Linked DNA regions of Homo sapiens: regions 2 and 3 are each linked to region 1. Evidence: chromatin loops called from intact Hi-C (ENCODE). Cell type or tissue: dorsolateral prefrontal cortex. All regions are shown on one strand. Each heading gives the region's core, and the rest is flanking DNA. Links, peaks and the distances in the headings are about the cores only. Region 1 overlaps DCLK1 (doublecortin like kinase 1). Region 2 overlaps DCLK1 (doublecortin like kinase 1). Region 3 has its middle 23 kb from the start of LINC00445.

Region 1 (6,288 bases), core at 1,443-3,942:
AAGCATTTGTTGGATGGATGGACGATGGATGGATTAATGGATGGATGCATGGATGGATGGATGGATGGATGGATGGATGGATGGATGGATGGATGATATGGATAGATGGACGGATGGAAGAACTATGTCCTAACCTGAAAAATGTTTCAATTTATCTGCTTTACCTGTTTTTCTTGAAAAAGGGCTTGTTCTTTCCTATGTGTTTGTTTTTTCTATCTAGTATCCTTTCTTACTCTTTGCCTGTTCGAATCCCTCCTATAGCCTATTGCTCAGTTGCAGATTCAAGCCCTACCTTCTCTATCCACTCTAATCCAAAGTGACTCATCCCTGCTCTGAACCTCTACCCATTGATCAATACGTGTTTACTGAGTGCCCATTATTTGCCAGTCACTGGGCTAGGTCTTGAGAATATGGCTGCCCTTATCCATCACCTCTTCTTTTCTAGTATATGTTTACAGACTTATGATCCAAATAATTCCTGTTGCAAATCAGTAATTCAGCCGAGAGTGACTTACATTACCTTCTAGTGGTTTTGTCAAAAGCTGGAGACAGGTGATATCACTCCAGCTCTTGCTCTGCCACCATCACTGACTTGCGCAAATCAGGAAACCTCCATCAGCTATCTTGAAATGAGTCCTGTTTCTGTAGATCCTAGCTTCAGTCAGAGCAAAGGCAGTGTCTCGCGTTAGGTGCCATTTCTTTTGGCACCATGGAGATGTCTGCTTAAGCTGTTCCCTAAGAGCACAGCACTATCAACAGAGCCCAGCTTCTGAGTTAACCCAGCACTTCCACTTGGATGTTAATCTCTTTGTGTCTCGGTTTATCATATCAGTTGTTTCAAGATGAGTTAAGACGATGAATCCAAAGAGAATAAGTCCTCAATAAAGTTTAGCTTTTTTTATTAGCCCAAATGTATTTTTACTTCTAAATAAGTATAAATCGAGTGCATACGTAATATAAATGGAAAAAATGTTTAAAAAAGCAAACACACAGTATGTACCTCCTAAGTTTTATACCAACATGCTTCTTTTCTAAGTTGATTTGAAGAAAATGTAGCAAACGCGTGCCTATTCTTGCTTTGGGAATAAGGATTCTATCAGTATCATTACTTTGATGAAAGAAAGACACACTTTGAATTAGCATCAGAGAATGGGTGGAAAGCTGGTAGAAGCTGCTAACACAAAGGTGGGACACGGTTTATACCACTGACTTCCATTAGGCTTCCACAGAATGATGCTGCGAAAAGTCATTTGTAAGCATATTCACCTGATATAACAAATGTGCTAAGGACCACTGTCTTAACTCAGGGCCTCTTGAGATCTGTCACCAACTTCTAGTTTCGTGACAACCAGAGATTTTTATTCCTCTGAGAAAACTGCTCTCTGTTGAAATATCTCCACTGCAAAAGATACTGTATGTGTAATATATGCAATTCATAAGCCAGGTAATCTGTTTATAGTACATGACACTTAATATTCTGTTGACTAATTTTCAGTTTTTACTTAGTGCTTTGGTTATTATACGGAAATCTAACTCCAATGTTGAATTTTTTTTAACTCCAATGAAAAACAGTCCATTTATTGCATGAGACTCTATGTGATGGTGCTTAGCATTATGCCATACCCACAATACCTCAAAAAACATGGGTGATTATAATTGCCAGATGTGCTGGGAAAAGTCCTTGAACGAGGGTCAGGATACCTGGGTTCTGAGCCCATATTGGCCTATAACTGTTGCATGAACTTGGATGAGTGACTTAAATTCTCTTGCTTATCAGTTACTGCATTGGTTCTAATATGCTTTATCACAGTAATTATATGATAAAGATAAAATAAATATGAAAATACTCTTTTTGGTGTGATGTACCAACAGGAATAGTTCTGTATACATTACTACATTTCATCTTCAATATACATGATAACACTGAATCCTTTCAACTCTGAAAGAGACAAACTCTATTTGACAATAATTTATTGGTATTAGTATCCCCATTTTACAGATGAAAAATCCAGCCAGGTTAAACAGAAAATCAGTAGGAATTTGAACGGAGGTCACTTAGAACCCAAATGCAGGCTGTTAACTACCAAGCTGTAGGAAAATGAGTCTATCATGCACCCTCACATTTGCATATTATAAATTTCAGCTGATAAAATCATTATGATCAATAGTTACCACATATATTGTATATTAATAGTATATAATAAAAACGGTGTCTAATAAACCCCCCTTTTTAAAAGAAGGAAGTTCGAATTATTCCTTTGGCTCAAGGAAGACATATTCCTTTTTCTGACTCTCTTTATGTGAAATCTGAATTCATATCTTTTCCATTAACTTGTCATTACGCACAGTCGTCCCAAGAGACTAAGCTGCTTACGAGGAAACAAAACGCTACAGACAAATATGGACTTCCTCTCCTCTGAGCTTCCGGCCTGTGTTGCTCTGCAAGGGCAGAGATTCAAACAAAGGCAATAAAAGCATCTGCTGTTTACACATTTCCAAAGCAGGACCGTGGAATCCATTCCCCCTCACTGGAATAAGATCTCCATGGTGACGCTGACTTCAGGGAGCTGGGCCAGTTTCTCAGCAGGGCCTAGGCAAGGATATTTTCTTTACAAGAGCGCCCTCTTCAAACGAAACAGGGGATATCTCTGCAGCCCTGGATGCATTTGAAGCCACAGAAGTCATTGTGTCTTTATCAGGTGTTTTCCATTGTATCAGAGACACCAAAATATTTTGCTGTCATCCATTTAAATAATATATTTTAAGCAAGAGAATAAACCATCACAGAAGTAAAAACGAATAAATTCATTCCATCTATTGCAATTATCGAGTATGGCACATTATTTCTGTTTTAACTTTCTTTTTCTTTAAAATACTTCATTTGTAATTTCTTAAACTTCTTAATACCAGTTAAAGATGGCAGGCTTAAACGTTCTGTAGCTAACAGTTTAATGAGATGCTCTTTACCAAAAAGGAATGCTTACACTGCTTTTTTTTTAAAAAAAAATCTAGTTACCTATGTATCTAAGGTGCCAAGTCAACAACCTTCCTCTTTCTGCACAATTCGTAATGTGACCATTATAATTAGCTTTCAGTTAAAACTTGGCACATATGGGGCTCCTCGTCCTGCCAAAACTAAATTGAGAGGAGGTTCCTCTTCCAATTTCATTCCATACTTGGCTTCTTCTCTCCATTCTTAGCAATGAACATTTTTATGCCACATGATATTATAAGTCAACCACTGTGAATTTTTCTGTCCTATAATCATGTAATTCCATATGTTTCTGGTTCTAAAATATGTTTACAATCAGTTTTATAGCCAAATATTAGAAGCGTGTTACGTTATTGTCATAAAACACATTCTCCATCCCTTCTTTACATTTTTGTTTTCATTCTTTGATGATAAATTTATGAAAGTGATAATTTATTTTACTCTAGTTCTTATGGCTAGAAGCTTCTAATAAAAAATTCTTTAAAGAATCTCTGGATCTTGGCCAGAGGAAAATATGTGAATAAAAAATAAATTAGTTAAATAATAATAATTAACAGAAAGAAGAAAATAAAGATCCTCAAAGTACTCTTTACAAGTTTAAAACATGAAGCTCTAAGACTTTTTTTTAAAAAAAATGGATAATACTGTTGAAATTCAGAATAGGCTAGGAGATAACACTCAAACTAACAGGCTGATGCTTAAAGAAATAGAAAAAGGAAAAGTTCTCCTTTGAAATGGTAGCAATTTGATTCGCTGGGTCAATCAGAAAAAGTCAATTATGGAATTGAAAGTGTATTCCTTCCTTGGATGTGTTCTCAGCTGCTGTAGTTGACATGGACATCAGCTATTGCAGCCTTCTGTTGAACATACCCTCTGACCCAGGAATGCACCCTTTATGCATGGATCACCATCTTTCATGGACTCAGACACACCTAAGCAGACTGCAACCTATTCTAAATGATTCATCCTTTATTATCTATCCTGTTTTTTTTTTAATGCTAACATTTCATTCTCTTTTTAAAAATGTGTCTCTTAGTCCATTCAGGCTGCTATAACAAAAATATCCTAGACTGGGTGGCTTGTAAACAGCAGGCATTTGTGTCTCACAGCCCGGAGGCTGGAAGTTCAAGATCGAGGCACCAGATGATCTGGTGTCTGGTGAGGGCCTGCTTTCTCACTTTAGCCTCACGAGGTAGAAGGGACAAGGGACCTCTCTGGGGCCTCTAATAATAGCCCTGATTCTATTCATGAGGATGATGCCCTTGTAACCTAATGGCCTAATCACCTCCCAAAGGCCCGCCTCCTAATACTATCGCCTTGGAGGTTAGGATGTCAACATAGGAATTTGGGGGGATACAAACGTTCAGACTAGAGCAAAGTGTAAAATGACACCCTAGTAACAAATATTGACCAGGTGCCTTGGCTTGGCCACCTAATAGATGTGTGACTTTGGACAACTATTTAACATCTTCAAGCCTCAGTTTCCTCATATGTAAAATGGACCTACCAATGCTTACCCTGTAGGGTTTCATGCAGGTTCGATGAGATAATGTATGTAGAGTAATCAGTTCCATGCCTGGCTTACAGAGAACACCAGGGATGAGCAGCTACTGCTGTCAGTGCTGATACTAGTAAGGCATAGTAGGTAGGTCTCTGAGTGACCATCTGTCTGAGTGATTTGGGGCTATTATTTAAGAATAGAATACTAAACTTAAATATCTGGGAAAGAGAGGTATGAAGAATAGAGTTTACTTAGAAGGTTTCCAATCCTGGTCTTTTGCCAAGTTAATACCACATCAGTCCTATTCCTCTGGTTTCTCTCATTAAGACATCCTTTACTGTTGTCTACCTCCTTTTTAGAATAGCTCACCTACTTGCCCCTCTTTCACTTAAGGAATTAAAGGATAGTCCAAGAAAATAAAAACTGTGACACAGTAGTTTCTCTGGAGAGGATACAAATAAACTCTGGTCTGAACCCAGAAGCTAACCTAAATCAATTACCTTAAGATGAGTGTTCAAGATTAAGGGTGACCAAGCCCAGGAAATTGGCTTATCTGAGCCATCTGATTGAACTCATTATTTTCAGGGATAGGAAAAGATCAAACTTATATTCTATTGCTGAGAGGCAAACTTATATTCTATTGCACAAAAGATTCATGCAAGTAGGTAGTTAACATTGTGGCATGGTTTCTAATTAGGCAGAAACATCTTACTGTGATAATTGGAAAAAGAAGAAATAAAACTATGAAGAGAAACATGAAGCCACATAATACAGAATATTTTGGAGATCCTTAAGGGGTAAAATGTGGCACTGAACATATGGCTGGTTCTCTGCTTAATGCCTGGGGAGTGATATTGGACATAACGCTATCTTCAAGTCATTCTGAGAAACACTTCAAGTTCTCATCACCAATGCCAAGAGGTGTTCATAGCAGGAGTCATAAACACAGGACCAACCAGGGATAGGTAGGGAATATGGATGAGCGAAGGCTGGGGAAAAACAAAACAAAACAAAAAAAACATCATCAGTGGCAAACTGGATCATAAATGCCCTGTCCAAAGCAAGCAGCATCAGGCACTCTGCTCCCACATTACTTTCTCTAAAAAATTTTAATAGGAAGAATTGTTGTAAATTTAACATTTCCAATTAAAAAATAAAATCTGTGGTACTACGTAAACCCATACAAAATGCTCCTCTGGCCTGGATTCAGTCCATTCAAAAGCATTCATATAAAACTTTGCAAATAACTATACCTTCAAAAAAGATTTTCAAATGTTTATTCTTGTATCAGTTTATTGTATGTTCTTTGTTAGGGTGGTCACTATTTTGAAAAGTCAAGATGAAGAACAAAGAAATGATGCTCTGAGATTCTCCTACTAAGTGTTTATAAGCCTACAAAACACCATTAATAGAATAGGTTTGGGGCAAAATAAACTTGGAGCAAAGGGAAAGAGTCACTAATCAGCTAGTGTAAGGTGCTTTACAGGAATCTTGGCATGCAGATAAAGTTACAAAAGTCAGGCTTCAAACCCAGAGAACCAAACCCAACCCATAAAATCTGTGTCAGGCAACATCCTCAGATAGAGTCAGGATTTAAAAATGTGTTTAAAGCAACTCATTGTTCTCTTATAATTTTGTTGACTCTTACTCAACATGCACACAAATGCATTCTGGTGCTATGACTTTCCCTCTTGATGTTTTTTAGAAGGAGCCTGGGATGAGTGCTGAGACCTATGATGTGTGAGGCCCTAAGAGAGACTTGACACATGATGTTACATCAATTTCTCACAAGGAC
Region 2 (6,288 bases), core at 1,871-4,370, 110 kb before region 1:
GAAATACAAAAAATTCTGAAGTTGCATTGTAGTCAGAAAATAATTATACTGTAAATCACATATTTCACTGAATATAATAAAAGCACTTCCCAAAGGGTACTTTTTTCGGAAAAAAAATTAAATCATATCATTTAAAACAAGTAAGAGAAGCAGATTCCTTAACAGTGGCTTGATGGTATCACTTTTATCTTTTCCAAATACTTCCCCACAGTTGATTTGAACCTGGTAACAGCCTTCAGGAAGGAAATAGGTGTGATTCACAATCTCCATTTCATAGGAGAGGAAGTAAGACGCAGAGAGTTGAAAATGCTTGTCCAAAACAATCCAGTGAGTTAGTGAAAAAGTCATTTCTGGAATCCTGATCATTTGACCACATCACAGAGACATTCTGCAGTGAATTACCTCAAGAATATTTTTGCAATTTCCACCAATTCTTTTTGTAAAACCATATTTCATGTATTGAGTTCACTTAATTTAGAGTACATCTGTGAGACTACAACAGTCAAAAGAATAAATTGTCTTTAAATTTGGCCTTTGTTCACTTAAAGTAACACTAAAAGTGAACAGAGTTTGGGAAAACAAAAGCAGCCACGATCCCAGCGATCCCCTCTTATTTCCAAAGCAGGCAATAGCTGGCCTTCTTAGGATACATATGCCCTCAGAGGATGGGAAATGTCTCCGAAATGGGCCAACTTCCCCTTCCCATTCTCACAGAGCAGATACCAATCCCTGGTGGGCACCATATTCAACCCTATCCCCTTGTGATTGACCCTCAGGAGCTGCTCAGCCTTGTCCATGTCATTCCGCTTGAGAAGCCACAGTTTCTTGGAGTAAATTTAGCCAACCCATCCTCTGCCTCCTCAGATACCAAGTCCCAAGCTCATCACCTTCTCCAGGGCCATCGTTCTCATCCATCGAGCTGCAGACTTTGGTGGACGCAAGTGACGTAGAGGAGCCGCCATGCTGAGAGCTCTGTAGGGGAACAGAAACCGGTAATTCAAAAACTGGGTCAGAATGCCTGAGTTTCCAGGGACCATGCCCAGCCCGGAATCTCAGGAGAAAACTTTGCCCATGCTAGGGAGGATTTGATCTTAACACTTGGAAAAAGACGCCTTCAGCATATTCAACTGGGGCCACATCTCCCTCTCTCCCTATTAACCAAGAATAGACTGTGATAACAGGATCAAGCTGGTTATTGTGAACTTGAATGTTCCGTGACTTCTTATTCCTTTTGCTCAAAATCGGGGTCCTTTAGCTCGCTGTTTGGGTTTGGCAGAGTTCAGGCATCTCACCTCACTCTTCCACAGACTATCGGCAAATGGCCCTCAAATGTGGCACTATACTGATCCCATCCACTATTTTTTCTATTTTTCTGACAGAAAACATTTCTCTTCAGTTTGTTTTTATAAAATATCCTTAAAAAAATTAAATGCTCCACCTTACCACAACTTTAGGAGAAAGGTTAAAGAGTGGGGTTGTCATTTCCATCTTGAGATCAAAACATAAGCACTGAGTAGGTTATTGGTTTGTTAAACGTTACATAATAAGTCTGAAGTAAAGACAACAATAAAAGCCTAGGCCTTGTAATTTTGTTTGATTTTTGACCCAAGATCCATGAAAGCAAACAGGGTAACAACTGTATGAGAGAGCTCAGAGGAAAAAACAGTACCAAATATTTAATATTATGATTGGCTATGGGGCAGTACTTTAACAATGAATGTTTCCATCTCTGCATCTATTTCCTGAGAAAACAATTTGCACATTTCAATGCTATTTCTAAATAGTGAACACAGCTTGTCCTAAAAGATCTTCCTTCTGTTTCCCTGGGTTTATCCACTTGGTTGGCCTGATGGGAGCAGGAGGCGGTGAGGGGGCGGGCGGCATTGGCTCATGGTGCCGGCTGTCTGTGGAGCAGAGAGAAGGGAAAGAGCATCTGTAGTTGAATTAATAATGAAGAGGTGGCGAGAAGCAAAGCTGACCTATTTTTCCTCTGCTTACCTGTTTCCCTTCAACCTCCTCCCCAACCCATTCAGCCTTAAAGTATGTACAAAGTAGGAGGAAAGAGGTTTGATGTAATTTCATTATGGTCTACAGTATCCTGCATAGGAGATTCAAAGATTTTAGTTTTCATTAAAAAGATTAATAGAGTTGGGGAAATGCTGCCTAAGTCACTGCAGAGCCATCTAAGTCAAACATCACAGAACGTTTTCCTGGGTGTGACTAAGATGAGCATGTCCCATTGGTCAGGTTCATCAAAGCTCACAGTTGACACCATTGGGATGAAAGTTAAAGTAATAGCAATAGTACACCTGCTTTTCTACAGAACAGGCTAAAAGTTGAGAGATGACCCTTGTATACCCCTGAATACTACACAGTTTGTGTAATGTGCCCATTATTTTCCAATACTATAAAAATCCCCCCTCAGTAAGCCTGGTGACTTGAGCTGTTTTTCTATCTTTTGTAACCAGCAGCACACATTTGTCATATGTCAGGCTACAAAAACGGATTGAGATTGTCACCTTGACACAGAGTTTTTCTTAGTGTGACACTATGTACCCATAACCCACACTGTGGAAGGGACTATAAATGTAGGAGCTTCTAAGCCACCCTCTGCTGACTTTTATGGATGGACATCTTTTTGTGAAAACCTTGTGTTTATAATATTGCAGTATGAGGCTGACACAAGGCAGATTTATTATGTCAATAACCGAAGAAAATAAACATAACCACATTTGAGGGGAAGGTGTGTGTTTTCCAGAACAGTGAGATCCTTCATCCTCTGGGTCATTGTTTTTGCTGCAGACATAATGGTGTTCCAAACAGAAAAGCACTAAGTAAATGTCTACAATGTAGACCTTCTCTTCTGGGCTTTCTGGACCTTGAATTTCTTCCAGCAGCAGCACAAATGGTATTTCATAATGGAGACACATGGTGTGGTTTAGGCTAGCAGGTGCTGCCTTGTCACGTGGCGTTTTAAATTTAGAATACAAAGACACATTCTTTCACCAAATTAATAGAGCAGTAGCATGTTTCCTAGCAAAGATGTTCACAATTTAGACACTCAGTCCCAAAAGCTTGTTCTTTTAGTAAGAACATCAGGTACTCGATACAGAGCTCTGACCCATAGTACATGAAAACATCTTTTAAACTGTAACATTCTATAAACTTGTGGGCTTTCACTCAACCGCCTTATCAACTAATGAATTGGATTTAACAGTGCCACCAAATGGCTGATCCCTGAATGCTTGTCACAATGCCAGCTGGGTTTTCTCTGCTTTCTGAACAAAAATCTCTCAAGGATTTTAGGCTCTGGTGGAAAAAAAAAAAGGAAAAAAAAGTAGGGTTAAGACAAGTTTGCTTATGTTTATAACTGCTTATTTTCAATGTTACAACTGTATTTTTGTGTTTCTGAAAATGTATCCCAAGTCATTTCAAATTTTCTGCTGCTTGAGAGTAACAGATGATGGGCAGTCAAGAGAAAAACGTACTTACGGTCATACAGAGTTCTCTGAAAATGGAAAGCTTTCATTTTATTTATTATGCTCAAAGACAGTAAAATAAATGTATTAAACTTCTAATAGTATTATCTCTTTTTTCCCAAAGAAGTAAGATAGTTAATACTAAATACTTTTCCAAGATGGTGACCATCCGCTGATTCAAAGAGTTTGGGGGACTGGGATGGACCTTAAATATTACCTATTCTGCCCCACTTCCATTCAGAGACCAAATGCCCCCTACAGAAATCCCAGTGGGTGGTCAGATGGCCTCTGTCCAAATACTTCTAGTACTGAACATACTACTTCCTGAGGCAGCCCTTCATCATTAATGGGAGGCAAAATAAAGGAAGTTCTCCTGCTAAAAATACAAAAAAAAAATTAGCCAGGCATGGTGGCGGGTGTCTGTAGTCCCAGCTAATCGGGAGGCTGAGGCAGGAGAATGGCGTGAATCCAGGAGGCGGAGCTTGCAGTGAGCCGAGATCGCGCCACTGCACTCCAGCCTGGGCGACTGAGTGAGACTCCATCTCAAAAAAAAAAAAAAAAAAAAAAAAAAAGAAGTTCTTCTGTAAGTTATGTTGAAATTATGTCCCTCCATGTTTGCCATTTATTGGTCCTATCTCTGATTTCTAGAGTTGCCCAGTACAGGTCTAATCCACTTTTCACATGACAGTGCTTTTAGGTGTTTGAAAATAGCTACTGGTCTCCGTCTGTGTCTTCCAAGCACTTTGGGAGGCTGAGGCAGGAGGCTTGCTTGAGCCCACAAATTCAAGACCACCCTGGGCAACATAGTGAAACCCTGTCTCTCCAAAAACAAAAAAAAAACCTGGTGCTTGAAAGTGAATGCAATATTCTGGGTGTGCTCTGACTAGCACAAAGCAGAGAAGGATAGGGTTTTCTTTCTCATGAATAGAATATTAATTCACTTCAAGATCTTACTGGCTTATGTGGATGAGGCCATAGCATTTCACCTTTACAATGAGCCCACAGCTATGTCATGTCTCCCTGGTGTGTGTTTGAAAGGTTGTCCTGGGCCAAGTCCAGGACTTCACACTTCCTCACGTTAAATGTCATCTTTATTACATTAATATCCTTCCAGTCTGTTATCTTTTAGATTCTGATCTGGTCTCCTAATGTTTTTGCTCTGTCTACCAGTTGAAGCCATTTCAGTAATCAGGATGGCTCTTTGGGTAATCCACCAATTCTTCACTAAACCACCTAAATAGACTAACTTAGACCCTGCTGGAACATTTCTATTATTATCCTTAAGTCCAACGAAAGGATTTCGAACATAGTAAAGGCAAAATGTGTAAGTGCTTGCTCTTTAGAATTAACTTAATGAGATTAACCAGCCTTTGTTTACAACCAACGGATGCTGAAAAGCCCACCTATATTTTTTCATTGCTTGTAAATGGAATCAATTTACCTTTTTGGTTTTTCTGAGCAGATAAACCATTTTATAGTCCACATGCCAACAAGATTTTATGTTTGCTTCAATTCGCTAATTCCAAGGCATCTGGGTGTACAGTACAAAACGTACAGTTATTTTAGAATTTAGGGCAATTAGCTGCTCTGAGAGATATTGTGACATTTGAAATGTTATCACCCCCAAGCAGATTTAATGGGAACCATTTGGGCAGGTTGCTGGCACCTGGATGCTTTTATGGCACACCTTCATAAAAGCACTGCCCTAAGTAAGAACACATCCTAAGTGTAGCTATTGAGCTTGGGATCATATAACAGATGGAGAACATATCACACTTTTTGAAGTAAGTGAGAAAGCTGACATAACAACCCTAACCACATTTTATCAAGATGTATCTGATGACTGTGTAGTGGAAAAGAGTTCACTTTAAATGGTGTGAGTTACTCTTGCCATTTGTATTAATGTTGTCACTCAGCTGGGGTCCATGCTGCATAAAGGTTTTGAAAATATCCAATTAAGAGAATTGATCTAATCAAGGTAGAAAAATCTCACCACACAACTTTAGCTTTGGCTGGATAATTGCACCATTTCCACTTCACATTTTATCTTGGCATACAATTATTACCTTACTGAGTTGATATTGATTTGAAAAATGGTTAAAAATAATTTAGAAATCAAGTTATCACTGTCATATGATTTCTGAATCAATCTTATAAAGGAAACACAAGCAATACATTTTTAACAAACTCAAACAGTTGTCTTGGTGATCTTGACTTTAGATCCACAGAAGCTCTAAAGATAATCTCTAACAAAATTAAATAATAATCTTGGTGTAGAGAGCTTGAAACCCACAGAATTCTATATGATACAGAAAAGCCAGACATTTATTTATTTCCCAACTGGGTATAGAACAATAAGTTGAAGGCATCACTCTGCAATTACTAATAAGGCTCCACTATTTGAAACAAGGCACAAAGGAACTGCTTTTTCCAAATTCCTTTGTCTGCAATCTTCATAGTAGTACATTCAGCCTAAATAAAGTTTATGGCACAGATAAGCATGAGCATAAGTAAGAATGAATACTGAAAAATGTAAAATGTTATCATAAAGATTTGGATAATTTTTTCAAAAGACTAGAAAACTGTTACTCATGAAGTTGGTTTACTGAAAGGAGGAGAAAACGCGAATGGAAACAGTGGTGTTATGGCTATGTTAGTGAAACCACGAGAGCCAAGATTTCAAAGACAAATGCACTTAGTTACAACTAGATCTGTACTGTTTGTTGTATTGGGTAGTTTTTCTGGCCTCAATTGTCCAATCACTATACTCATGCAAGCCAAGATCTATAAATTGATAATCTGAACCATT
Region 3 (6,288 bases), core at 2,085-4,584, 230 kb before region 1:
TGCCCGTATTCTTGGATTTGGTCTTGCAGCCTCACCAGGAGCCCAGAGGTTCTCAGTACCTGCACTGCAGCACCAAGCTGGTTGCAGTTTTCTATTCCAATTAGCAATGTCCCATGGCTTGGGTTCGTGTCTGGTTTATCTTTGAATCCCATCCTCACTTCTATACCTTCTGTAGATATTCAACAAAAGTTTATGGAATTAAACTGAAGTTCTAAGATAAAATTTCACAGCCACATCCCAGGAAGGTTTGGGGAGTCAGCTAATGACACTAACTAGGGACCACACGCACACAGTGCCGTGAGATCATCCAGAAGACAAATGATGGTGCTGGTTCCTTCACAACCACGTGGTGGAGACACACCAGGGGAAAAGCCTTCTGCTTAGGCCACGGATCTGGAGCCATCAGCCTTTCCTTGACCCCCAACTGCAAGTTCCTCCATCTTTGTTTTTCGTTTTTTGCTTGTGAATTAAGGTGATAATAATAACAGCAACCTTGTTAAAAAGAGGATGGATGTGAAGATATTAGGACACCACATGGGACACAGGGAATATTCAAGATGTTCGTTCACTATTTTCAGTAGTATAATCTTGTCCTGTATCCGTGTTGAATTATCACCTACATCTTAATGGCTATATTTCCAGAAATTTCTGCAATCAGCTAATATAGTGTGTGTTCAAAATCGAACTCCTTTTCTTATATTGAAACACATAAGGTGTGTCCTTTTCGCCCATGCTGTAAGCTGTTTGAGGACTGAGGCTTTGCCTCTTGTTTTTGTTCTCTCAGAGCCTAGTAAATTCCATTTATGGGGGCAGGTGTGACACAGATACACCGTGAGGCTCCCAAGGGACTGTAGCCTGAAGGATGTTACGTGGTGGATTTAACCACAGAAGTGAAGTGGTGTTTGGGCTTGTGGCTGATGGGTTTAGCTCAAAATTCTATGGATAGAGGCTTTCCCACCAAGCTATAGCATATCTACCCCTTTGCTGCCTCAGGGACTTGCCGTAAAGAGAGACAGGCGCAGGCTGGGGCAGCGGATGTAAATCTGGAAGCATACTTTCTGCAGCACCTATTGGAGCCACACACAAACTGTTCTATGAGCAAACTTGGAACTTCTGCAGAAATAAAAACTATGGACATCTTGATATGGTAGAATAACATTTTTGAGATTTTATTGGAAATAGTATTAACCGGTTTTGAAAATCTCTCCTGGTAAATCTTCCTTCTTTTCTCTCACCTGCTCTGCTTTGCCTCAGGGTGAGACAGCGCAGTTGTGAAAATCTAGAAGGCAGAGGGGAGCTGCCTCTACCTTGGCTTCCCGAAGCCTCGACCCACTAAGCTATCGTCAGGTGCCTCCAAGGCAAACCAGAAAGTACAGGAAGTTTCTCTCAGGGAAAAACCTCAAGAATGGAAAAGAACTTCCTCCACTGGTGTCTAGAAAAAACATGCTCCTCAAGACTGGGAATTAAATCCCAGGGAAGCTGGCTGAGGGGGATCCTGAACATTTTCCTGGACAGAGTCCTGAGAAGTCAAGACCCCAGAGAGGGTTTGCAGGTGGTGCTGAGCCTCATGGGAGCAGCAGAAAGAACGTCACCTCTGCATCTCAGCGCAGGGCAAAGAGAGCCTCATGCCTGTGGACAGGCTCAGCAGATGCCCCGGGGGGGGCCTCCATGGACACAGGACTCAGGGACCACATTTCCTCCAACCTCCTTGCCACAACACTAGTCAAGTTCCTGCAGTTACAACATCACCCTGGGAAAAATGGGGATTGGAATCCCTGGTTAAATGGAAAATGTGTGTCTTTCACTCAGGTAGAGTAGCACCTTGAAACAGAAATTAACTTACAGAAAAAAATGGGAAAAGTCCTATTTCTAACACTATGGAATTTGTGGTTGACACTCATTTTGGCCACAATAACGAAGACCCATGCCAAAGATGTGAGCCCCAGCAGAGACAAGCCTTCCGGATGGCCAATGGCCTGGGACCGGAAGAGGACATAGTATCTCCACGGATGACAGAAGAGTCCTTTTGATCACACTGCCTGAGTCTCTTGTGAACAAGAATAAGAACTTGCAAAAACTCCTATAGTAAATGATAGAGATGTACTTCTCTTTCCAAAGTACCAATCATTTCAAACAAATTCTCTTGGCAGCTTGATAAAGATTTGAGTTAAAGAAGCCCTCCAAGATTGCTTTATCTATAACAGTCAGGACTGGGTGAACGCTACCTGGCTACTACAGTCAAGATTTTGGGGCCCAATGTAGGTACAACCAAATGAGCAGTCTCTCTATGTGATGAAGAATGCTGCACCAGTCTGGCTTATTTCTGATTCATTTTGTTGCTGGGCACATACCAGGTGCTGAGTAAATACCCACTGAATGAATGAATGAATGAAGCCTTCTTGATTGCCCTGGGCCAATGAAGTCTGAGCCTCTCTGGAGCCCTTTGTTGCTCTGGGGCAGTAGAACTGCTTCTCGATTGGCAGGGCCTCATGCAGCCAAGCTACTGTTGATGATTCTGGCCCAGGTATACTCAGACGTTACAGAGGACTGGCTGGATGACGTCCTTCTGGGCTGAGTCAGACAGTGCCTCATTTTATAAATGACTGGAGTACAGGTATATTCCCAGCACAATGCCTGGCTCATGTTAGGCGCTAAACAAATCTTTGATGAATTAAATGGTCATGTGCTAAAATCATGCCAGATGAACCTGATGGCTGAATGAATGAATGAATGAATGCAGAAAAAACTTCGCATCCGTCAAGGGGCAGTAGGTTGGCAATCTCTGATCTGGGCTACTTTTCACAAGGTGCTTACATTTTTAAAAACTCCCATTTCTGAAGTTTTTGAATTTCCAGTGGGAAACTCTATGTCAAGCAAGCCAGCGTGGCTAGGACTCCCAGGTGCTCAGGCCAGAGCACAGGCTGGTTCCCCGGCGCGGGGCAGTCCTCTGCTCCACAACGCACTAAGGTGCAAAAAGTGGGATGGTGAGGAGATGGGAGGAGTCTCTGATTATGCTCAAGAGATGCCTGAGGGTCGGAGAAGAATCCTGGAGCTCAGCAAACAAAATGCAGCCTAGCAGATAATGCAGGCTGAGTTGGCTGCTCCTTCAAGTTCGCTGGGGGGCTGGAAGAGGGATCCCGTTGGTCTTCCGGTCCAGTCCCTGGGGACTGGGATGATGCACGGGTGCCCTCTGGTGGTCTTCTCACCAAACTGCAGGCTCTGAATGCACGGGGGTCTCTGGCTGGGGAGTGGCCTGTCCACCCAGAGGACCAGCATCACCTGTTAGGGAAAGAAAAGAATCAATCAGGGGCAGAGGAGCCAGAGCGCCTTAATTAAGTGCCTGACATTGTGGAATGTCTTCTTAGTAAGCCTATGCCCGGTTAGTCTATGTGGATTGATTTTGTGATTACATCTTGAAGTCCGGCCGCCAGGAGCCTTGATAAAATCTTTACATCTACATTAATCAGGAAAACCAGGTAGACCCCTCGGAGTACTTTCCAGATGTGTCCGGCAGATGAAGGCCTCCACGAAGATCAGTGTTCTCGGGGTCGTCATGAATTGTCAGATCCAGTAGCCAAAAGGGGCTGAGCAGCAAGAGTGGGGGAAGGAGATCAGGGGTGGGGCTGGCATGGACATTTGGAGACCTTGCTGAGAACCCAGCAAAGCCAGGCTCTGTGGAGGGGCCACAGGCCTTCATCCCTGAGCTTTCAGCAGAGGGACACCCCCTCTCTCGAGAGTGGAGAGATGGGGTCCACACGCAGGCCACTGCCAGCTGACACTGAAGAATCTTCAGGATTCTCCCAGAGAACTGGGAATTATTTCACATATTAGAACTTATCCTTAGGGGGAAAACCAAGGCTCTTTTCATCCCCATATGCAGACAAATCATCCCATGAAGTAATACGTCTTTTAAACATGTATGTACCAGGTTATGTGTTAACATGATATATTTAACCAAAGGGATGTTAGAAAGCAGGGAATTGCATGGTTCACAGGTGGATAAGACATGTAGGTAGATGATGTCTCTCACCAAAAACCACTTGGATTCAGGATAATAATGATAACCAAGAGTGGTGGCCTATAGTCCCAGCTACTCGGGAGGCTGAGGTAGGAGGATCTCTTCAGCCCAGAAGTTCAAAACCAGCTGAGCAACATAGACAGACCATATCTTGGAAAGGAAAAAAAAATACACACAACAACAACAACAAAAAAAAAAAAACCCAAAAACGATTTCATATATTGGGTCCTCTTCAAGAATCTGGAGAAGGAAACACTTAATCCAGAGCCCAAACGATCATAGAGTTTGAACTGTTTCATCATAAAATTACAGCTTATGCCCCTATGGGTTCTTTTGTTTGTGCCTCTACAAGTGACTAAAACAGCCGTTTAAATATTGTGGATGCTTATTTTTGCAAAGGCAAAAAGCATGGGTTAAGCATGCTCCACTTACAATAATCACTCACCCATTCAACGGGTGACAAAGCTGAGGCTCTTAGGATGTGGCTGTGTGTTTCACGATAACTGCAATGAGGAAGGACAAAGCGAATCTAGCGTCCCTACATCCTTTCACAGGGAGAATGCTTCGCTGGTGCCCCCTGAATGCACAGCCACAGCAAGCACACTTTCTTCTGGCTTCTTGGAAAAGACAGGCCGCGAGAAGTGATTTCTGAGAAAAGCAATACCCCTCAATGAAAAACTGGTCATAAAACATAAAAGAGGAACTGCCCTCCTCTCACCAACAGTAATGTGCCTTCTACTGTATCCTGCCTTCTAAAGGCTTCAAATGGTAAAAGAGCCGAATTTGAAACATTTGCTGCATTGAGGCAAAATTGAGCTTAGCCAGGATCTTTATGGCTCTTATAAATATTTATACTTAATAACATCTGGGCCTGAGCTTTAGTTTCTAAGCTCACATTTGCTCAACAAGTCTGGTTGTGTGTGTGTGTGTGTGCCTGCGTGTGTGTGTGTGTAAATGAGAAATGAGTTTCAGGAGGATATCTTTAGTTTGGTATTTTTGTTTTTATATTCGTTTCTCTTAGCATATCTTATAAGAGCCAAGCTAGGGTTGGTTTGATTTATTCATTTTACTACTAATCAAAAGGCACGAAGTGAAGGAGGATGGGAAAAAAGGGCGAATGGAAGGTGGGAGCTCTCTTAGGACCAGCTCACACAGCTGAGAGTTGCGCAAGTATCTGCAAATGTCAGGCCCCCAAATCTACTTTTGCCTGAATTCTATGATTGGCTGTCCCAGAGGTCCTGAATTTCCTCTAAATAATTGCATAATGTTCTCACTTTGTTTTAGCTAAGATGACTTAGTCATGAGAATCAAACAAATGTTGTCGAGTTCTTCATGTTTTCCAAAAGCTTTTCAAGGACTTGATTTATTATTTTTGAGTAGGTCAAGATCAGCCACGTTTGCATAGCCAGAGAGCAATTATGTCTTTTGAACTTAAAGGACAAATATGAGTGAATGCAAATGAAGTCAGCCCTCAATTTTCTGCACTAGGAAAAGCAAGACGATTCAAAAAATCAGTGGTATTTGGTTTGGAAATGGGTTTGTGCTTTTAATCAAATCCAGTACTTTTTAATTTTGTGGAATTCACTTTCAGGAAGGAAAGGAACCTTGCTTTGAAGGACTGACTTGGAGCTTGGAAGCGCTTTTCTTCTCTCCTCTTCTCTTGTTTCTCAATGAACAAGAAGAAGGGGAGAAGAAGGCTTCCTTGCCAGCTTCAAAGGTTTTAGGGAAAGCTGTACTGCCCTTGTAAATACCTCTGCCGCAAAAACAGCAGTACAATTCATTTTGCAAGGGGCTCCCCAGCAAGGATGAACGTTGCAGAAAAAGCAAGTGAATACTAGAAGATCCATATGTCAGTAAAGCAAGGAATTAAAATGTTAGTGTTTCCTGCAGAAAGAGTGAGCTGTCAACTTGGAAAATAATTAAATGGTAAGTGCTGTCAAAGAATTTGAAAGATTTGCCTGAGGTAAACCAAAATGCAGACAACTGATGCATAGGATAACACAGCAGATACACACGGCTAGATGCCAGGGAGGATATTTTGACATAGACAAGGGAAGTGACTAGTTCAAGGTCACTTGGGAGTTAAATTCCGCAGCTTATCTCCCTGTGACTGTAGTCCCCTGGCCGCCAGTACTTACGTTCCGTTGCCTTGTATTGTTGCATAAGCACTTAGCTTTGTTTTCTGTTCATCAGTGCAAGTGTGATGCTACCAATTCCATTCTTAGCACCAGACTTTTCTGACTCTAAGCTCCCTCTGGGTGTCAACATCG

What was found. Peaks named below come from ENCODE experiments on the same cell type or tissue, not always from the same donor. Only the 100,000 strongest peaks of a DNase experiment are listed, where the experiment ranks them.
Region 2: it touches region 1 in a loop (6-fold over the local background); 15 of 110 quality-filtered maps call a loop at or near these places.
Region 3: a loop joins it to region 1, with 10 times the contacts of the local background. A loop is called at or near these places in 33 of 110 quality-filtered maps.

Annotation. Positions count from the first base shown.
Region 1 is chr13:35,951,223-35,957,510 of GRCh38, forward strand. All of the region lies in intron 3 of DCLK1 (doublecortin like kinase 1), which reads right to left. Among named protein-coding and RNA genes, the nearest start is that of DCLK1, 180 kb to the right of the region's middle. RefSeq lists enhancers at 2,425-2,554, 2,585-2,694. In dorsolateral prefrontal cortex, for the core only: a CTCF peak has its summit at 2,623; a DNase peak (open chromatin) is centred at 2,559; H3K4me3 peaks cover 1,096 bases; H3K27ac peaks cover 2,420 bases.
Region 2 is chr13:35,838,205-35,844,492 of GRCh38, forward strand. It overlaps DCLK1 (doublecortin like kinase 1), which reads right to left. Exons shown (of 17, transcript NM_001330071.2): 7 at 888-972. Among named protein-coding and RNA genes, the nearest start is that of LINC00445, 140 kb to the left of the region's middle. In dorsolateral prefrontal cortex, for the core only: a CTCF peak has its summit at 3,165; DNase peaks (open chromatin) are centred at 1,877, 2,937 and 3,243; H3K4me3 peaks cover 1,111 bases; H3K27ac peaks cover 2,500 bases.
Region 3 is chr13:35,717,939-35,724,226 of GRCh38, forward strand. No RefSeq gene overlaps it. Among named protein-coding and RNA genes, the nearest start is that of LINC00445, 23 kb to the left of the region's middle. RefSeq lists an enhancer at 2,479-2,979. In dorsolateral prefrontal cortex, for the core only: CTCF peaks have their summits at 3,207 (motif pointing left) and 3,409; a DNase peak (open chromatin) is centred at 3,183; H3K4me3 peaks cover 841 bases.